3 separate regions of the Homo sapiens genome follow, and all the other regions are linked to region 3. Evidence: chromatin contacts called from ENCODE Hi-C or POLR2A ChIA-PET data. All regions are on one chromosome and are shown on one strand. Each heading gives the region's core, a stretch centred on a gene start or an enhancer-like site at or near the end of the contact. The rest is flanking DNA. Distances are from core to core; before and after follow the strand shown. Region 1 holds the start of ACAP2 (ArfGAP with coiled-coil, ankyrin repeat and PH domains 2). Region 2 holds the start of ZDHHC19 (zDHHC palmitoyltransferase 19). Region 3 holds the start of TNK2-AS1 (TNK2 antisense RNA 1).

What was found. A loop is a pair of places that touch in the nucleus more often than their neighbours do. ChIA-PET counts read pairs that join two places held with the same protein, here RNA polymerase II (POLR2A). Pooled maps may share reads with other maps.
Region 1: a loop to region 3 is called in a map of CD4-positive, alpha-beta T cell, with 4 times the contacts of the local background. The contact joins the promoter of ACAP2 here to the promoter of TNK2-AS1 in region 3. A Hi-C loop is called at or near these places in 2 of 168 maps with a recorded cell type or tissue (CD4-positive, alpha-beta T cell and naive thymus-derived CD4-positive, alpha-beta T cell), 16 of 37 single-sample maps with no recorded cell type and 16 of 50 pooled maps. POLR2A ChIA-PET finds 5 or more read pairs at or near these places in 3 of 52 experiments (GM12878, MCF 10A and OCI-LY7).
Region 2: a map of CD14-positive monocyte shows a loop between it and region 3 (4-fold over the local background). The contact joins the promoter of ZDHHC19 here to the promoter of TNK2-AS1 in region 3. A Hi-C loop is called at or near these places in 3 of 168 maps with a recorded cell type or tissue (CD14-positive monocyte, GM12878 and naive thymus-derived CD4-positive, alpha-beta T cell), 7 of 37 single-sample maps with no recorded cell type and 9 of 50 pooled maps.

Annotation. Positions count from the first base shown.
Region 1 is chr3:195,441,518-195,444,522 of GRCh38, forward strand. It overlaps ACAP2 (ArfGAP with coiled-coil, ankyrin repeat and PH domains 2), which reads right to left and starts at 1,503. Exons shown (of 23, transcript NM_012287.6): 1 at 1,278-1,503. The coding sequence starts at 1,330. RefSeq lists enhancers at 418-507, 1,047-1,546 and silencers at 958-1,007, 1,028-1,247, 1,368-1,867.
Region 2 is chr3:196,209,954-196,213,250 of GRCh38, forward strand. ZDHHC19 (zDHHC palmitoyltransferase 19) reads right to left here and starts at 1,447. Exons shown (of 8, transcript NM_001039617.2): 1 at 1,217-1,447; 2 at 663-784. The coding sequence starts at 1,362. LOC124909479 (a long non-coding RNA gene) reads left to right here and starts at 1,462. Exons shown (of 4, transcript XR_007096240.1): 1 at 1,462-1,686; 2 at 2,668-2,824.
Region 3 is chr3:195,906,499-195,909,416 of GRCh38, forward strand. TNK2-AS1 (TNK2 antisense RNA 1) reads left to right here and starts at 1,578. Exons shown (of 2, transcript NR_145450.1): 1 at 1,578-2,280. It overlaps TNK2 (tyrosine kinase non receptor 2), which reads right to left and starts at 2,053. Exons shown (of 16, transcript NM_001382273.1): 1 at 1,987-2,053. RefSeq lists enhancers at 267-316, 367-596 and silencers at 2,267-2,516, 2,567-2,756, 2,807-2,918.

The sequences.
Region 1 (3,005 bases), core at 253-2,752, 470 kb before region 3:
GTAGCAGTTCCTTAGTTTTACAATTCTTTTCTTTTTCGCTGAAAGGAGAATAAGAAATCCAATTAACAGTGTTAAGGATGAGAACAGTTAGTTCCCAGGCAGAGGATGCAATTTACAATCCAGGCTTGGCCCAGACATTAGCGGGCACACACACGCCAGTGCTCAGAGGAAGCTTCAAGAAATGTCACTATCTAACGGAAGTGTTAAGGCCTTATATTTGTAAGGACTATGACCAGCCCTGTAAATAAATACACTGTAAAACGCAACCTAGAAAAACTCCATTGTCCAAAACAACTCAAGACTTTCCTACTATCCTCAAAACAGAAAGAACCTGTGTCCTGGACGGCCTCAGGACGACCGCCTCTCACATAGAAAGAAGGGCAACCCATGTGAATCGGAGTGCCCCCATGTCAACTCTGTGACAGATCCACTGGGAGCATCCGACTGTGATCCGGGCCCTCCTGGGCAGAGGCTGCTGGAAGAGGAACACACAGGCAATCTTCACGGCCCTCCTACTTCCGTTCTCAAAACAGAAATGCACTTTTCTGCTAGTCCTCCGCCCTCAGCCCGGTACCTCTCGACAGCTGTGCCCCCTTCAACGAGCTTAAGTGGAAAGAAAAGCAGGTAGTCACCAACTAGGGTCCACGGAATGCGGTTGATCACAGCGCTTCCCCCCGCGATTCCCGCACGCATCCACCGCGGGCGCCCTCCGGAGAGTCGCTCTGGCCGGGGGCACCGCGAAGCAGAAGTCGGCGTCCCAGTTCGCCCCCTACTCTCTCCTCCCCGGGGAAGGGGGGCAGAAAAGCGCAAAGAGGAACTAAATGAACTGCAAGAGGATGCCCTGAAAGCTCCCTCAAAGAGGGGGTGGGGAGGGGGTGGAAACCAAGAAGGGGCGGAAGGAAGGGGGAAGGAAGAGCAGCCAGAGGAGGAAGGGGGCGAGAGCGAGCGCCCGCGAAGGGGACGGGACTTCGGGAGCGCGGCTGCACCCCATTTCCCCCAGCGGGAGAGGGTGCGCCGGCCTTCGGGGCGCTCCGCCCCGGCAGAGGGCAAGGAAAGAAATGAGAGGCGACGTCCCCGTCCCCGCCACTTCGTCGCCCCTCGGGAGGGCTCGGTGGGGACTGCAGTGCCCTCGCAGGGTGGGAAACGGCGGCAACAGCCGCTCGCCCCGTCGGAAGGAGCGGACGGCGGGGCCTCCTCCGGGTGCGCGGGCCCGGCTTTCACGCCCCCAGCGCCGGGAAGGCAGCTCCGCGGTGACGCCGGGCGGCCGTGCCGGTTACCTGAAGCGGGGCGAGTCCTTCAGACACTCCTCGAAATCCACAGTCATCTTCATCCTGCCTCCGCCTCGCAGGCGGCGCTGGCAAAGCCGAGGGGGCCGCGGGAGCGGCCGCGCTGGGACGCAGACGGCTACGGCGGGCGCACGGCCGCGACTAGCGTTGCGCGGAGCTGCGAAGGGCGCCTCGCCCGCTGGTCATAGCAGCCGCGAAGACGGCGACGACTAGTCAGGCCCCAGTCCCGCCCCTCTTCCTCCCGCCCCAAGTAGAGCGCTGGCCGCAGGGAAACGGCCGGGGAGTGACAGCAGCGGCCAGCCAGCCACGAACCTGGCGGCCAAGGGGCGGGGCATCCGGCAGCACCGCCTGCGGGCGCCCGGGCAACGGGTCTGAGCGACGGCAACCCGAGCCAATGAGCAGCGCGACCGTGGGCACCTCCTTGCCACAACCGCCCCCGAGGGCCAACCGGGATGCGCGGGCGTCGCTAGGCGGGACGCACCGGTTGCTGGGAGGCCGGCAGCTGAGGTTCCTTGGGAAGGAAGTCACGTGGCTGCGGCCGCGCTTCCCTCCGAGCCCCCGCCTCTTCTCCTGCTCCCCGAGCCCCGCCCTGCTGAGCTGCCAGCCCAGAGGAGCAGTCTCCTGCAGGTCTGAGGAAGGAAATTTGCTTTTCAAAGCAGATTGGCAGAAATCTGAAGAGGTTAGAGGCAGAAATTATAAAAGGAAGAGATAGGCTAAGCCACCTATTCCTTTCAGTTTAGAGAAACTGAGGCCAGAAGAGGAGCGAGGATAACTTTAGTGATAAAATCCATCTTTCATGTATTTGTTCCATAGCTTCATAATCTGGAAATTGCTCCCATGTACATCTTCTCATATAGCCAGAGACCACTTCCTGAAGGAGCTGCCGTTTGGGTTGGACATAGAAAGATTTAGGCAGGTATGGGAGGTAGGGTGCTTCGTGTGGAGGAACTCCTCTCAAAACTGCCGAAAGCATTCCCCCTCACTGACACTTTGCTCCTGGTGGTTTTCACTGTTCTGCCATGGTGGGGTTCTGAAGACCAGGCTCATCGTACTCACCTTGCAACACCTGCCCCTCTAATCCACACTTTTTCTAGAAGCACTTTAAGATACTTATCATCTGATCCTCACGGCAGGTATTTACCATACTCCTTCATTTTAAGATGCCATTGATTGTAAAAAGTACAAAGATGTCTTATATGTAATGAGTAATTTTTAAGCCAACCTAAAAAACACGGGCGTATCTATAAAAATGAATATACAGGGTGTTCTAACAGCATAGTGGCTCTGAGTGAGAATCTGGAGGCAAACTTCCTGGATTTAGGTCCCAGCTTTCTCACTTTAAAATGAACATAACACACAGATCTGATGAAGTTGTCCGGTTAACACAGTGCCACATATCGATCATTCAGTAAATGTTGGCTATTTTAATTGTACCATTTGCCTCTTCAGTACTATAATCAAAGGGCTTAAGTCTAAGTTCTCTCACTTTCACTGTCTGAAGTTTTTGTTTGTCTCAAAAACAATCAAACAATTTCGTTCCGTTCCCCAGGCTGGTCTCAAACTCATGGCCTCAAGTGATCCTTCTGTCTCAGCCTCCCAAAATGCTGAGATTACAGGTGTGAGCCACACACCCAGCCTTCTAAAGTCTTAATATAACTTTCTGACCGTCTGGCTAAGTATAGCGTGATGACATACTGTTTTTCGTAACCCATCAAGAGA
Region 2 (3,297 bases), core at 197-2,696, 300 kb after region 3:
GGCCGAGGTGGGCTGATCATGAGGTCAGGAGTTCGAGACCAGCCTGGCCAATATGGTGAAACCCCATCTCTACTAAAAATACAAAAAATTAGCTGGGCGTGGTAGCATGCTCCTGTAGCCCCAGCTACTTGGGAGGCTGAGGCAGACGAATCGCTTGAACCTGGGAGGTGGAGCTTGCAGTGAGCGGAGATTGCGCCACTGCACTCCCGCCTGGGCAGCAAAGCGAGACTCTGTCTCAACAAAAAGAAAAGGAAAGAGAGAAAGAAAGAAGAAAGGAAAGAAGGAAAGAAAGAAAGAAAAAGAAAGAAAGAAAAGAGAAAGAAAGAAAGAAAGAAGGAAGGAAGGAAAGAGAGAGGAAGAAAGGAAAGAAGGAAAGAAAGAAAGAAAGAAAAGAGAAAGAAAGAAAGAAGGAAGGAAGGAAAGAGAGAGGAAGGAAGGAAAGAAAGAGGGAGAGAGAGAGGAAGGAAGGAAAGAAAGAAAGAGAAAGAAAGAAAGAAAAGAGAAGAGAAGAAAGAGTGAGCGAGGGCCAGAGCAATGAAGACGTGGGGTGAAGGGGTCCAGAGGCTGGAGGAGGGTCAGTAGGAAGAGCACTTTAGGAATCCCCCCTGCAGGTTCCCAGCCCTTGAGTGACACCTCCTTTTCCCAGGGGGCTGATGCCTCACCTTGATGTAAGATGCCAGGGTCTGAGAAGTTGAGTGAAACAAGACTGAAGAAGGTAAGGACAAAGAGGGAGCCTGTGATAACAGGAAAGGCCCACTCCCCGTTCTGAGCCAGCCACCTGCAACTGAGACCAGAGGCAGGCTCGGTCCTGAGCAGGGGCAGCCCAAAGCCCCCGGCCCAAGGCCTGTGGCTTGCTCAGGTCAGGACCCACAGACCTTCAAGCCAGATCTAAAAATCCAGGCTCCAAATACCCAGGCAGACTCATAATGGCTCCACCAAATGTCACCAGCATGACCAGCCACCCAAAGCTCCCAAAATGCACAGGCACCCTTGACCTCTGCGCCTTTGCACGTCGGTTCCTGGAACAGAATATCCCCTTTTCCCTGCCCGCACCCTTGACCTCTGCACCTTTGCACGTCGGTTCCCTCGAACAGAATATCCCCTTTTCCCTGACCTCTCCCCCGGTCTTCTGCACTCCCCTGCCTCCATCCTATCATCTTCTGTTTCCCTGGCTGTCTCTTTGTGGGAAACCTAACGGCTTGCCTGGAAAACTCACGGGAATGCGAAGAAGAGGCCACTGAAAAAGACCAGCAGCACCACATTGAAGGCAGCAAAGAGGCTAGGGAGGAACCAGGGACGTGGGACCAGAGGCAGGGGATGGGGCTCCTTCACCAGCGGCGTGGCATCCGTTAAGAGTGTCATGGCTGGGCCTCCTTCGCCTCCAGGGGAGGTCAGAGCCACCAGGCTTCCTCCCCCAGCCCAGCTTCCAGAGCTCCATGGCCACGGCAGCCTCAGAGCCGCAGCCCAGGGTGAAAGGAAAGAAGGCCCAGTGTGACATCACAGAGGCTGGGGGACCTCAGCAGAACTGTCTGCAGCCCTGCTCTAGCTGCCTCCGGTGACAGGCACTTCCAACAGCAAACCCCACCCCCACCCCGACATGTGCTGGGGAACCGGGAGTTCCTGCCCCTGAGAGGCTGATGTTGTTGGAGAAAATATGACCTGGAGAAACACATGGGAAGAAAGTTGGTAATTTTCAGCCGGCGCTGTAATCCCTGTAATCCCAGCACTGTGGGAGACCGAGGCAGGCAGATCACTCGAGGTCAGGAGTTCGAGACCAGCCTGGCCAACATGGTGAAACCCCATCTCCACTAAACATACAAAACTAGCCAGGAGTGGTGGTGCACGCCTGTAGTCCCAGCTACTCAGAAGGCTGAGGCAGGAGAATCACTTGAACCTGGAAGGTGGACGTTGCAGCGAGCCAAGATCGCGCCATTGCACTCCAACCTGGGTGGCAGAGTAAACTCCATCTCAAAAAAAAAAAAAAAAAAAGAAAGAAAGTTGCTGGGTTTTTTTGTTGGTTTGTTTTGTTTGTTTGTTTGTTTTTGAGATAGTTTCGCTCTTGTTGCCCAGGCTGGAGTGTAATGGCGCAATCTCGGCTCACTGCAACCTCTGCCTCCTGGGTTCAAGCGGTTCTCCTGCCTCAGCCTCCCAAGTAGCTGGGATTACAGGCATGCATCACCATGCCCGGCTCATTTTGTATTTTGTAGTAGAGACGGGGTTTAGTCATGTTGGCCAGGCTGGTCTCGAACTCCTGACCACAGGTGATCCACCCACCTCAGCCTCCTAAAGTGCTGGGATTACAAGCATGAGCCATATTAAACTTCCTTTATAAAAGGCCTCAAAAAGAAGAAACTGAGGCAGAAATTTAAAAATAAATATGCATTCATTCACTCCAAGACAAGTAACAAGCAAGGCAAAAGTTAAAAAGAAAAGAACAAGTTTTCCTCTGCCCAGCAAGCTCACTTCAAGGACAGTTATAAGATAACGCTGTTTAAGAGGCCAAGGCCAAAAGAATAAGCTCCAGACACCCCTCGCCTCCAGAGCAAAGTTGAAGAAAAAAAAGAAAGACAAATTCTTTGACTGTTACTCCTTTCCCAGGTTTCTTAAGCATGATTATGTTTTACAAATGTCTGTATTTAGCCAGTTCTTGTTTTTCTTTCAATGCAGCTACAAAGTCACCAGCTATGCAAGGCCACAAGTTATGCTATAGATGATGTGACCTGTCATATGATTAACTACTTTTATTTATTGGAAGTCTGCTTATAAAAACCCCGCTCTGTCTTTGTTCGATGCTCAGCTTTTTAGATGACAGTCCACTAAGCCAGTGCGTACCTGAAATAAACAGTCCTCTCGTTCTCTGTCTCAGTCTTGCCAGTCCTCAGTTTCCTGCAACATCTCTACTAAAAATACAAAAATTAGCCAGGTGTGGTGGTGCGCACCTGTAATCCCAGCTACTCGGGAGCCTGAGGCACGAGAATCGCTTGAACCTGGGAGGCGGAGGTTGCAGTGAGCCGAGATCTCACCATTGCACTCCAGCCTGGGAAACAAGAGTGAAACTATGTCTCAAAAACACAGAATAAAAGAAAAGAAAAGATTATGCAAAATGGAAGAAACTAGGCACAAAAAGCCACATATTGTATGGTTCCACTTACATGAAATATCCAGAGTAGCCAAATCCATAGAGATCAAAAGCAGATTCACAGTTGCCAGGGTGTGGGAGGAGGGGGACTGGAAGAGATGAGGTTTGTTGTTGTTGTTTTGAGACTGAGTCTCACTCTGTCGCCCGGGCTGGAGTGC
Region 3 (2,918 bases), core at 328-2,827:
GAAAGACGCGATTCCGTTTACAGTAAATGCTGCAAACTCAGACACAGTGACAGAAAGTAGACCAGCCTGTTACCTGGGGTAGGGGATGGCAGAGGAGCGGGGGATGGAGGGGTTCCACAAGAAAACTTCTGGGGACAGGGGAATAAGGGGGATGTTCACTATCTTGAAGGTGGGGGTGGTTTCACGGGTATATACACAGGCCACAACTTATTAAATTGTGTGTTTTAAATATGCTCAGTTTACCATATGTCATTATATCTCAATAAAACTGTTATTTAAAACAAACAAAAAGAAACACTGCATCTTCTAGACGAAGCACAAGGTGGGGGCTAATCCCGGGCTCAGGGGCCAGAGGGAACAGTCTGACCCTTCCTCCCTAACATCTGCCGGGGCTCCGGGGAGGTGGGCACCAGGCTCCAAAGGGCCTGAGGTTTCTTTACTCACGACACTGCAGGGGAAGTCCTGGCCCACCGCAGACACCAAGAAACTGAAACCTAAAGACATTATGTTGCCCAAGGAAGTTACACAGCTTGTAAGCGATATAACCAGATCAAAAGCAATCTGTGTGATGCCAAGGCCTTTCTCCCATTCATCTACCACAAGTTCAAAAACGCCGACCTGAAATAAGTAGGTGAAGATTGTGTGTATGTGTTTAAAACAGACCGTTCTCTCCACTGAAGCCAGACAGTGAGAGCCACTCTGGCCATTCCAGAAGCGTCAGGCACCGTGGGCACAGCAGCTGAACTTCCGGTGCATGAGTGTTTGGGTGGCAGCGCGACAGGCATGGGATGAAGCTGACAGGCGGGTTTGAGTTTGTCTGAGGAGCGGGCTAACCGGCTCCTCCAGCAGCTGCTACCTCCAGCACCACTCCCTCTGCCCCCAGAGGAGAGCACCCAGTCTGGTTCGGGACAGGGGTCTGGGTCCATCTGACTCACAGCCACACCTCGGGCTGGGGCAGAGGAGGGTCCTCTAGCTAAGGCCCTGGGCAAGCAGCAACCCTGCACCCATCCCCACCCAGGGGCAGGGGAAGCAAGCACCTGACAGTGCCAGGTAAGAGGCGAACAGCTCTAGGAGAGTAAGGCCCACAAGCAGCCCGCCAAGCCCCCTGGGGGCACGAGGCGGAATGAGTAGGTCTGGCACTCAGGCCACGAGGGAGTCAACAAGCCAAATACAGCCCCCACCCTTGGCCCCTACAAGCCCTACCTCTAGACTGGGCTGGGAGCTCCTGTCCTGACAGGTGCAGAGCCCATGATACCACAGCGGCCCATCTGCAAACCTCCCCAGGGTGGGGCCACAGAGGCAGCCCAGAGCCCTGGGGTGCAAGTGCACCCTCCTCTCCCGCCCCTCTAACGCTGGGTCGTCCCACCCAGAGACGAGAGGGCTCACCAGTTGCTCTCCCTCCTTCCGCCCACTAATCATCCTTGGCTCTGGGCCCTCAGGGTAAATCAGCTGTGACAGGACGGCGTGGCAGAAGCGGGCCAGGCTCGTGCCGTACCCAAGCCACTAGCTGTCACACTCATCTCAGCTCACGTGACCAACAGGGTTACAAGATAAGGTTCTGTTAATCCCACGCTGCCCTCTTCCCTTCTGTGGGACGTGTTTTGAGGACTTGTGTGTTGACTGCACCATGCAGAGCATATAGCATGGAGGCACCCCTACTGCCATCGGGGGGCAGGTGGAGGGGGGACCGTCCTGCAGCTCCTCCCTGGGGCTACCCCTCTCTTCCCTCTGCACAGACCTGGCAGCCACCCAGACGTCCCGCCTGCTGCCTAGACTCTAAGAAGATGCCCTATCACTCCAATTACCATACACAGTACTGGCGGGGGAGAGGTCCTGCCTTGCCGCTGAAAACTGCACTGCTTCCTCCCTCCAGGGATGAAAGGCCAAAAGAACGAGGGCAGTGTGGAGTCTACGCTCTCGCCAGGGACCTGCAGCCTCTCACTTCCAAGCACACCAACTCCAGCTAACAGGACTGGGCTTCCTTACCTGCCGCCTTCCGCTGCCTCCCCGCAGACACAGCTTCAGCGACGCCCAGGCTGAGACGGCAGAAGAGGTTCCCGCCGGCCGCGGCCTGCCCTCAGGCAGTGGCTCCCAGAGCTCAGCGGTTCCCCGCACTCTTCTGCGCCCGACTCCCCATGCCCCTACATCCTGCGTCCCCTTCAGCCCCGGAGGTACCGTGGGGCCCGGGCCTGCCAGTCACCACCTCCTCCTCCGCCGGCGCCTCCGGGTCCTGAGCCCCTCGCCGGGTCCCTCTCCCTCCTGGGGCTCCTTCCCGTTCAGGTAGGTTTCCTGGACAGCCCGCACCACCTGTCCCTCCTGCACCCCGGGCAGCCAATTCGCCTCTTGCACCCCCAGGCGCCCCTCCCCCGCAGGCCCCCGGGGCCCCACCGGCCGGGCCCTCCCCACCAGCTCGGGGCGGCTTCGGGGCGCCGGGGCCGCTCCCAGGACCACCGCCTCCCGCCCGACGCTCTCCCACTGCCGCTCCCCCAGTTCGCCGGAACTTTCCGGCCCCTCCCTGCGCTCGCGGGGGCCTTCCCCGGACTCGGACGCCGGTTCGGGCTGCTGCAGCAGCCTCCGCGGGCTCCCCTCCCCGCGCTCCTGCACCCCGGCCCGGGCCTCGCCGCGCTCCTGCACTGCGGGGCTGCCTCCGCCCTTCTCCTGGTGCTGCCCGCGGGGCCCCAGCCCCTCCTCCTGCGCCACAGGCCAGCCCGCCGAGCCCGTCCACCACGGCGGGCGCCCCCAGCCCGCGCCGTCCGGCGGCCCCCACACCACCCCCCGGCTGGGCTCGTGGCCGCGGCCGCCGCGCTCCTGCAGCCCCGGGCCCACCCCGCCCTCCTCCTGCACCGCCGGGCCCACCCCGCCCCGCTCCTCCACGCCGAGCTTCAGCCCGCGGAGCTGCTGCGGGCCCCAGCTGAGAA